Linked DNA regions of Homo sapiens: region 1 is linked to region 2. A link is a loop called in an ENCODE intact Hi-C map of the cell type or tissue named here. Cell type or tissue: PC-9. All regions are shown on one strand. Links, peaks and the distances in the headings refer to the core of each region. The heading gives the core; the rest is flanking DNA. Region 1 has its middle 85 kb from the start of MIR466. Region 2 has its middle 130 kb from the start of MIR466.

Region 1 (5,378 bases), core at 137-5,136, 210 kb after region 2:
CATTTTCATCTCATATTTGTCCCTTGCTTATCTCTCAATACAGGGTTAATATGGTGTTTTTAGGCTTCATTGCAATATGAACTAGTAATTGGACCTGTAAGATCTGTTCTATTTTCCTGTGATCCTGTGAATACAAAGAAAATTTTGAGTGGACATCAAAAGTAATGGTGATGGAGATAAGCTAGGAAGACATCTCAGCAGCTTAAGTAATACTTGTTTACTTTCGAGGTGTCAGAATTCTCCTTTTGAAAAGTCAGGTATCTTTCTACTGTGGCTTTTCTCTTAATTCATAGCCTCTTAGACGGTGAGAAACAGTGACGCTTAATCTGGAGATTCTGATTTTGGGCAGTCCAGGTAATCGCTCATGCCATGTCTTATTCTCTCAAATTCTTTGCAGGAAATATTTTCCCTTTTCCAAATTCTTCTTCATCTCTGACTTAGAGAATGGCCCAGTCAATTCCAGGGTCCTTGTCTCCACAAATGGAAGTGCAATTTATGAAAGCTCAATCCTGCTGCTATGTGAAAACATCTACAGTCACAGAGAAGAAAACAAAATGCTGGGATGAGACAAAGTACCAGTTACAGCATGTGACTGAGGTAATAATGAGCAAGATGACATCAATAGTATCATTTTTTAAAAAATAGCTTTTGCAATAATAATGACTATATTTTAATTTACTATAGTTTGATTTACTGGATATTAAGAGCTACTATCTTATAGCTCATCTCTGATCTTTGATAACTCTACAGGAATATATTATTTTCATCTCCACTTTAAAGATAAGGAAACACAGTTCAGAGATGTGCCATATCTACATCTCAGTTTAACAATAAGTCAGTGGGGTTTGGGTTTCAACTCAGGACTGTCTGACTTTAAAGGCTGTGCTTTTTGAATAGTAACATAATTTGAATTTTTGGTGGCTACTTCATCCAATGTCCAGCCATCCAGTATTTTCTGAACATCTGCTGTCTTAAGCACTGTACTGGCTTCAATAAGGCACATGTAGCTGGACCACACTGAACATACCCTAAAGGATCATATCATCTGAGTGGAGATGGGGAGAATCGGATATAAAACTCACTGTTATAAATGCAATACCATACATACTAATTTGCCTAGGACCATCTTGATTTTTTTGTCACAATAATTATTAATAGTATTTCTTTTCACTCTCAAAAGTGCCTGGGTTTGGGTAATAAACTATCTGGTTATTGTAGCAGATGCTGCCAGGTCCCACTCATATATCCCATTGCTCCTACCATCTCAGTCTGCTCCATCTGATTGCCAACTTCCAACACCAGTATTTCTTTTGACTGGGGCTTTCTTTTGCCACTGGAGCTTGTTTTGCTAGTAGGACAGAAGTGCTGAGGAGTGAATGCCCCCTGGGAGCAGCCCTCTAGCAATGACTGATGATTAGTCAGTGTATCCATACTCCAACCCCATCACCCCTTGAATGAGATAATTGAAGTGTGTATCCTATACTGGCTCCCCTGTTCCCCACAGGACTAAGTTCCAGTTGTCCACAGCGGTAACTGGCTTGAAAATGCACCTTTTATTGGCTGCCTTTCCCATCTTGTCCCTCTTCCCCACCACCCTATCATATCTTCCTGTAACTTCCAAATAACATCTCTACATTCAGATACTTGTCTGGGCCTTTCCTCTTGTCAGTAATCCAAACTGGAATACCCCTCTTATCTATAGAAAAGTTAAGGACTGAGTGGTTTGGTTTAAAGTACAACCTTCATGGGTGTAGTGAGACTTGACCTTGACATTTGGATATGATTTAGGTAACAATGTGAGGGAGGGAGGATAATACAGATAAGGGTGGCCAGGTGCAAAAGGAAGGCAGATGATGAAAAAGGGTACAGACTGGGGATGGACATTTGTTCTGGGAGAGAAAGACAGACTATAAAGCAGAAAACAGAACTTAGGCCAACAAAGACTAGAGAGCAATCACAGATGTTTGAGCAGGATAGTGAAATGTTGGACGCACTATTTTAGGATACCATGTTTGGCAGTGGGCAGTCCGACAGGATGAGGAGAGAGCTGAGTCAGACCAGCCAGTGGGGAGAATGTTGATGTTATCTGAATAGGAAGAGATGAAGGCTGAGCTCAAAGTGGAGGAAAAAATATAGTAAGAAAGAGTGGTTATGAGTCATTTCAAAGGTGAATCCACTGGATTTAGTAGGTGACTAGCTACAAAGGATGAAGGACAGAGATGAGTCAATGGTGACTGCTCCCCTCAACCTACAACCACCCTATGATTCAAGCTGTGAACAACATGGATGATAGGCTGACACATTTAAGAGAAACCAATTCTCTCAAATATTAAAGTGCATTCAGTGTCTCATTGTGTTTCTTTTCCTTTCCAAGGCCACCCCGAGTGCCTGTTGAATGGTTACTCTCTAGAGTGTACTTTTCTTTAATTAAATGACACTGTGGTTAAGAACTCAGGCATTGGGCTCAGGCCGAGCAGGGTTCAAATTTTAATATAGTTTCCTGGGTATGTGGCCTTAAGCAAGCTTAGTAATGTTTTGAGCCTCAGTTTTCTTTTCCTTTTTTTTTTTTTTTAATGTGGCTATAGTTAATCGGTTTTTTAAAATGTAGTGTTTTAAGAATTTAATGAGATAATATGCATAAATGTTGTCACAGTATGTGGCACCTATATAAGTGCTCAGAAAATGATGCCAATTATTATTAAACTGGTAAGAGCAGGCATTACACTTGCTCTTAGCCAAAAGTTCAAGAAGCATTTATGCCAATTACTATTAACAAGGTGAGGTGAACTGTCTGACCATGTCTCAGAGTGTCTGTAAGTAAAGAGGACTATTAAAGTATATCTGTAGATCAATGTAGCTAGCTAGATCTCCCCACCCCACCCTCTCTCGTTTTCTTTCTCTATCTTTATTTGAGGCCCAGAAACAGATAATACTGTTCAGCATTCTGCAGGAAGCCCAGCATCAGGAATGCGGATGAAGAAATAAAGTCTTAGCTCCAGACAATTTTTTCATCTCTAGATAGCTACAATATTGGGGAGTTTCTATTCTATTCTTTGTGCCAGAGATCATATCCCATTTCATGGATGGCTTTAGGTCAATAAATAGGTCTATTTTTTGCTCTTCAAAAGACTCCCAGACACAATTCATTTCAAACAAAAGTCACCACCCACCATCCTGCTTTTCACGCTCCTGCCCATGAAAATGATTCTCTGAACACAGAGCTCTCACCCCAGTCCAGGGGCTCAGTGGGGAGGATAGAGGTGTGAATTCTAACTGACAGGCCTGAGCTAAATAGGAACAATTGTCTTGCAGGGGAACGGTGGCAAAGGGGATGCACCCCGTCCCCTTTCAGTCTCTTCTGAAGTCAGTGCTGGTTGATTCTGCAGCTGGTGGATTCAAAATGCAGCAGTTCAGAGTGGTCATTTAGTTTGAAAAGAGCTCTGAACTGACTAGGAAGTCCCAGGTGGCACTTTTTTTGAACTTTGTGGGCGTGCCCGAGGCTTTCTTATAATCCAAGGAGTAATTCTGAGGCGAGCTGGTGGGGCCCTCTGTTGCAGCCTCTTACCTGCAATGGCAGTGTTTCCCACAGGCCCTCCTACTGCCCATTGCAGGGCTTCAAGGGAGGCAGGGTGCGTGTGGACAAATCCGTGGATTTCCTCAGATTTCATCAGAGATGACCAGGGTGCTGGAACTTCTCAGTTTGACCTTCTGTGACCAAAGTCTCCCACAGGACCAAGTTCTGTGATTTCTGATACTTAACAGATATCCCCAAATGCTGGAAAGGCCTCTCCTAAATCTCCTCAGTATCAAAATGGCAAAACCCTGAAAAGACTGCTTATCTCTGTTCTCAGGGACTTAGTCCCTCAGCTGAGCTGGGGGAACAACAGATTTCAGTAATCCATCATATTTGGCTTCTTCAAAACAAGATTCCATCCACTGAGACCAAAACCCTAGAGTATGCAGTAGCCTGGGTGAGTTTTCTGCAGGAAGGATGGAAAGTTTGGAGAGGATGAGATGCACATCTTTTAATAAAGGCCAAAACATTAAGTTGCAAATGAGAAACAAATAATTTTCTTTTAGTCAGGCACCAGCATTGGGTAAATATAGAAGGAGTGGTTTGAGGATTAGGTTTTCTTCTTTAGAAAATTACTGAAAAACTACTGAACATGGAGGCATGTGTAAGCCAGCAGAGCAAGCCATCTTGCAGTGGGATTTCCTCCGGGACATCAAGGTTTTGAGGTAACCTAGTGTAACAGATGCTTATGGAACACTCCCCCCACCATCTCTTTACTAGGCTGGTGTGCTCACCCCCAGCTACTGTGGGTGTTGGTTGCCAGCAGCTACTCCCTTCTCCAGAGAGGCTCTCTCTTTGGCTAACACTGCCATACCCAGTGACATTAGGTGGTTACACGTCCCATCCTACCTACCTCCACCAGGCAGCCTGTGGCCAATGACTGACTGTTACCAAGGGTACAAGAGCCCAAACTCCCTTGCTTCTGGGCAGGACAACTCCAGAGCTTACCCTAGGATGGGTGAGACTAGGTTCCATGCAAAACATTTTTACCTTGCCTTTTTTTTTTTTTTTTAGTATGCCTTACCCTGCTTCCCTTACTCCCCTACGAGTTTTATCTGAGAGCACACTCTCATTAAGTCACATGCACAAGAACCCCTGCTTCAGGCTCTGCCTCTGGAGAATGCAAACGAAGATACCTGGCTTATACAGAAGGCAGTGAGCTGATTGGCTTCCTTGTCAGAGGCACTGTAAAGGGGCTGCCTTCTTTTCTCTAGAATATAACTCTCTGAGTTGCCTGATTATAATCCCCTTAGAGTTAAAAAAAATCTTAACTGCCTATGCTCTTGATTTCAGTTGGACTTTTTCTTTAAAAATGCTTAGTCAGTGTGCCATAGAATTCTTAGAAGTTTTCTACTAATTAGAAAGTGACTCTCCTCCTCCTAACACACTTACACAATTATCTAACTACTCTAGAATATTATAATTTAGATTTCCATTCCATGTGTTTCAATTCTTTTTGCCAAAATCATGACTTTGAAACTCTTGAGTTTCCTGTTGGAGCTAATTATCTGCAAGTATATTAAAATGTCCTTTTCTTTCCAAAAACATCTATCCATATAAACATTCCAAAAACTGAAAGCTTTTTATTTAATTTTTCAAGGTTTTCATTCTGAGTGGTTTAATTTAATGCCAGCAGGAGGGAGCTGGGACACATGAATGGAGAGTCATGGTAGAGATGTGTAAGAACTCAAGGGGCAATAGCTTTCTCCAGTATTTTTTGCCTCCTCTGTATTATTGACTCCTAGTCAAAATGGAATGTCAAATGTTGGATTCTGCAGAAGCATACCATGAGATAAGGGTACGT
Region 2 (5,378 bases), core at 210-5,209:
TTTGTATACAATGAATCCTTTCAACAATCCTATGAGGTAAGCCTAACTCATCATTCCATATTCTCAAAGTCAGAGGTGATGTGGCATACGTTTAAGAATGTGGACTCTGGAGCCAAAGTGTCTGGATTTGAACATTAGCTCTGCGGCTCTTAGCTGTGTGACCTTGGAAAACCCACTTTACCTGTTTTGTCCAGTTTCTTTACCTGTAAAAGTGATAATAATAGCACCTACCTTATACGGTTGCAGTTTTTAACTTTAAATGAGTTAATAGACATAAACATTTAGACCAGTGCCTGCTCTATCTAATCTGTGTTGGTAATTATTATGAATGAGGAAAGTGAATTTCAGAGGCTAAACGGCTTGCTCAAAGTCATACAATTGGTAGATTATAGTATTTGTATTGTTTTCATGTTTTTCCCCTGACAATTATAGAATAAAAATGCAAAGAAAAATAAGTTGCCCTGGCAAATATTGGTAGTGAACTTTTAAGCACCATCTGGAGAAGCAGGGCCTCTTGATTAGTGGACTTTGGGTATTAAGGGTCCAGGAGCAAGTCCAGTTTTAGGCAGAGAGGGAAATTGAGTTTCAGAGAGTTTGAACACTTTGCCCTAGGTCACATGGATGATTAGTGGTAGAAAAAGAAAACTTTAGTTTCTCTGACTGCAAACTTGGGGACTTTTTAGGGCATCAGATTGTTTCTTTAAAAACAGTCAGTAATTGCTTATTTAAAAATAAAGGGAGTGGTCTCTTGAAGATTAATTTTTGTTATATAGCAAGGTAACCCACTTAACATTTAGCAAGGATTTTGTTTTTTACTTCTTTAGCAAGAAACATTAAGCTATTTCCTTGCTTGTGTTTTGAGCATATAAGTTGAGGTAGAGGAATGATTTCTGCCTTATCATGAGTTAAGATCCTTTTTTTCCCCAGACTGACTCTTGGAGAGTCTGGTCTCTCCTTAGGTGTCAGCATTCTCGATTGTTTAGAAAGCAGAAAGCCAGTAACTGTTCATATTTCAGGGTCAAAGAGGCAAAGCTGCCTGTGGCATTCTTTGTTTTCAGGGTCTGAATCCTTCAATTACTCCCCAGGTGTCCTTATTGAGCAGAAAAGGAATGGAGTAAATCTTTTGTACTTCTGTGCTGAAATGGAGATGATGAATTCCAGGTGTGTGGCTACGAATGCTTGGGGGAAGAAAATGGAATAAATAATGATTCTGGTCAACAAGTGATGAGCTCCTGAACTCATTTCTGATTTGGTTCCCCTGGCTGAAGCCATGGAAGAAATGGCTTTCTATAGGAGTGGAGGGGCTGAGGACTTGGACAACAAGCCAAGGGCAGCTGGTGCTGGGGTGGCGGTGGAGAGAGTGGAGGCATCGTTCTCCACAGGATGGTGGCTGCTGTACTTGGAGCTGGACCATACCTGGGCTGGGCTTCACCACCAATAGCCAGCAGTGTCTTGTTCTGACTCAGAAAACACTACTCCAAATCATGGGCTCAGAAGCAACCTCAGAAGCAAAAGTTTTCCTCTGACTTTCTCCTGTCTCTCAGTCCCATTCTCCCCTGAGGCTGCCATAGAAACTAGAATCCCTCTTCCCCAACGTGGGTCATAGAAGCCAGAACCCCTTTACTCCAAGTCCAGCCGTAAAATCTAAAAATATCACTCTAACTTTCCCTTTGCCTTTCTGTGTAAAAACTGGCCATAAAAAAAAATGATCTGACCTGTCTTGTTTGACTGTAGGCCATAAGACCTCCATTCTAGAAGGTCCTGCCCCATACCCAGATTGGAACAAAACAAAACAAAACAAAACAAAACAAAACAAAACAAAACAAAACCCACATGCTCAGAGAGGCCAAGAAGAATCTAGACAGACAGGCCTTGCTAGGTTTCCTTCTCGGGTTCTTAGCATTAGATCACACCCTTTTTGTCCAGTCATATTTCGACACGGCTGTCCATATTTCGTTAAACCTCAGTGTAAAAATGGACCATTTCTTCTGTATCTTTGGGTCTTCATTCTGAAGGCTCCTGTGTCACGTGAAACTATCATCAAATACATTTGTATGCCTTTTCTCCTATTAATCTTCCTCTTTTCAGCAAATCTTCAAAGGGAGAAGGAGAAGTTTTCCTTTGGTCTTTACAGTCTGTTGGTCCTGAAACACCAAAAGCCCACTGTGAGAAGCAGAGACAGCAGAGGCAGGAGTTGGCAGGGAAGACTCCAGTGCTCTCGGTGTCAGTGGGGGAGGTGGGCTGACCCTTTTCTTCTAAGGTTTGTGACCTCAAGGCTCATGTTTTGTAGAGTTCACAGAGAGGCAGTTTCCCAAGAGGGATGATAACATGCTTCATTTCCTGTATGGTAGTAGGGGTAGGCAGGGGGCCTGGCGACGAGGGCTTGGGCCTCTTCTAATTTGACGTGAAGACATTAAAGAGATGGGAACATATTTGTGTTGGAGTGTTAAGAAGCTCTCCAAACCAGTTACAGTCATAACTCTTAGGAAGGAGCTGTTTAGAGAAAATGTTAGCCATGTCCCTGGTTTTCAAATGGAAAGAATCAAGTGTGCACTCTTCTGATTGACCCATGGGATTCCTGCAAGGCCTCCAGAAGAACAATGGCTGGAGCAAAGGGTATAATATTTTAAGGGAAAATTGCTTTTATTCAGGCAAAACTACCAAATTTTGTTCATATTACAAAATAGAAAAAAAAAATCTTGCAGATATTTAATGACATGGAAAATCGTTCTCAACGTAGTGGCAAATGAAAAAAGCAAGTTTATTACTAGGATGTTCAGTGTGATCTCCTTTTGCAACCCTAAACAGATAGATCTCTGCAGAGAAAAAAGTCTAGAAAGATGTATTCCAACATGCTGGCACGTGCTTACTCTTTGTTTGTTGTAATAAAGGGCACTTTTTATTTTTCCATTCTGCCTCTCTGTGCTGTTTGAATATTTTTATGACAAACATGTATTGCTTTTATAGTAAGAAAAATGTGCAACATAGGTTTTTATTTTTAAAAACGGGAAGCAAATCTAAACAACAACAAAAAGCCCTGCTGCCTTTGTGTTCAGGATGGTAGAAGATAGTAAGGCCCTTTCATCTAATGGGAGTGTAGATGTCAGGGCTGGAGGATAATGACTCAGAGCCGGTGGAAATGCGGCCGGTGGAACAAGTTTCAAACAGGAAAGTGCTTGTGGGGTGACCTCTGGGGTCAGCCACAGAGCTTACTGCAGATTCCACCAAAAAAGTAAGAAGATCCAAAAGGGCAAGGCGTAGGGTCTGTCGGGCGGGTGTGTCCCAGTTTAAACAAAGCTGCTTTGATGTGCTTCCCAGCGGGCAGGCACAGGAATGCAAGGCCCTGCTCTGTCTTGCAGCCAAGAGGGAGTTATAAACATCCATCTGCAAGGGAAGATCCATCAGCTCCTATCAACCACACAGGAAAGATTTACAGGTAATGTTTTCCTCCCATACAGAAGTGTGATTAAGCAAATTCTTGGAAGGGTTTGTTGTTGTTGTTTTTGTTCTTTCCTCTTTCCTACACTGTAAATAGAGATGCTTTTTCTCTCATGCCTCGTGATGTTTATAATGACTTTTATAGACACGTACTGATGTTCAGTGCTTACGGTGTGCTTTCCTCACATCTGTCAGGAGAACCAGGCGTGTAGAATATGTAATCCCCCATTCTGAGATAAGCAGGGACAGTTTAGGCCTTAGGGGTCTGGTCTGTGCTGGAGATCGGCTGGCCCAGGGCTCCACCTAGCCCGTCCCCAAGTCGGGGTTGACTATGTGGTGAGGAAGAGAACACACCATGACCGCCATACTTTGGAGCAATGAACTAAGGGAATGCCTTGGGAGGGAATGGGGGTCTGTTTTACCGCCAATTCTCTTTAAAAGCCTTTTTTATTTAGATAGCTGTAATAGGATGCCAAGAGCTTGAGCTGGAGAGGGACAGTTCTGCCATAGACTGGTGGTGTGATCTTAAAAAATTTAGTTAATTTTTCTGAGACTTAACTTTTGACACCTGTAAAACAGATTACCTTCTTGTGTCTGGAGGCTGTACCAAAGTATGTAAAAATAAGGCAGCTAGGAGCCACCTACTCTGGCATTCCAGAGTGGAGGGCTAGCCATGCTACCTAAGCAGGACCTGCAAAGGAGGTGCAAACCCTGTCTGAGAACCACCCAAGAGACAGTGCCTAGAAATATGTGTCCTTCCTTCAGAACCTCAACTGCAGAAACCCAAAGGGGAGAGACTAACACTGGTTCACTCTCTAAGGGAATGAATCAGCTCTGTCTTCTGCTTATTCAGGACACATGGGAGAGGGAACCAAATTAAAGGTTACCTGGGAAGAGGGCTGGTGGGAAGAGAGAGTCTGCGTGGAGTGGCCTGCTGGAAGCCAGGGGAACCGTAGGAGGCTGGGAGGAGGTGACACTGTCCTTATTAAGGAAAAAAACAGGTAAAAAAATCCCAGTGATGGTCTGGGGTAGGGGTAGTGGTGTCTCTGAAGAATCCATGAACTTACCTACGAGAAAAATCATCTTAAATAGCTGCCATGGAGTAGAAACTGAGGCCCCTATAATGTCAGGGCCTCTCAGGTAACATTTTTCCTGCACCTGACCTCTCCTTGCTCTCCCTGCCATACCACACCTGGAGGAGCAGGGGGTCCCCCCCGGGAGTGGGGGAGGAGGTTAGAAGAGCTAGACCAGGAAGACAGAGACAAAGCCACCCACAGCCCCCACACACTGCAGCAGGCCTGGAAGGAGGAGAGGAACTGGAGTTTTAGGTGACATTTGGAGTTTTTTTTATTATAGGGGAGTCAACACAAAATGGAAGTTAGCCTGTTTTGTGATTGTAATCAGAGAATTTTTTATTATGTGAAAATAAAGAGGAAGTAATCAGATAATTTTTTATTATGTGAAAATAAATATTTGCACAAATATCCAGGGGTTCACCCAAGTTTACCCCAAGGTACAGGATGAATCAGACCCTTGGAGTAGTTTGAATGTGCAGGGTTGAGGAAAAGAATACAGCTATTTTCTAATTGCCCATTTTATTAGTCAGGGTTCTCCAGAGAAACAGAACCAATAGGATGTATGTGTGTGTGTGTGTGTGTATTTATGTGTCTGTCTGTCTGTCTGTCTGTCTATCTATCTCTCTCTCTCTCTCTCTCTCTCTCTCTCTCTCTCTCTATGAATGACGGAGTGTAAGGAATTGGCTCACCTGATTATAGACTGGCAACTCCAAAAGATCCAGGGTAGACTAGCAGGCTGGAGACTCAGAAAAGAGCTGAAGTTGCCATTCAAGTCCAAAGGCAATCTACTGGCAGAATTTCTTCCTGCCCTGGGAATGTCGTTTTCTTGTTCTGTTCAAGCCTTCAGCTGATTTGATGAGACCC

The links. Hi-C counts contacts between places; a loop is a spot of excess contacts. Peaks named below come from ENCODE experiments on the same cell type or tissue, not always from the same donor. Only the 100,000 strongest peaks of a DNase experiment are listed, where the experiment ranks them.
Region 1: it touches region 2 in a loop (4-fold over the local background); 1 of 110 quality-filtered maps calls a loop at or near these places.

Annotation. Positions count from the first base shown.
Region 1 is chr3:31,074,069-31,079,446 of GRCh38, reverse strand. No RefSeq gene overlaps it. Among named protein-coding and RNA genes, the nearest start is that of MIR466, 85 kb to the left of the region's middle. RefSeq lists a silencer at 3,733-3,933. In PC-9, for the core only: no CTCF peak of the experiment used is centred there; a DNase peak (open chromatin) is centred at 2,146; H3K27ac peaks cover 1,297 bases.
Region 2 is chr3:31,286,725-31,292,102 of GRCh38, reverse strand. No RefSeq gene overlaps it. Among named protein-coding and RNA genes, the nearest start is that of MIR466, 130 kb to the right of the region's middle. In PC-9, for the core only: no CTCF peak of the experiment used is centred there; DNase peaks (open chromatin) are centred at 1,812 and 3,222; H3K4me3 peaks cover 428 bases; H3K27ac peaks cover 2,743 bases.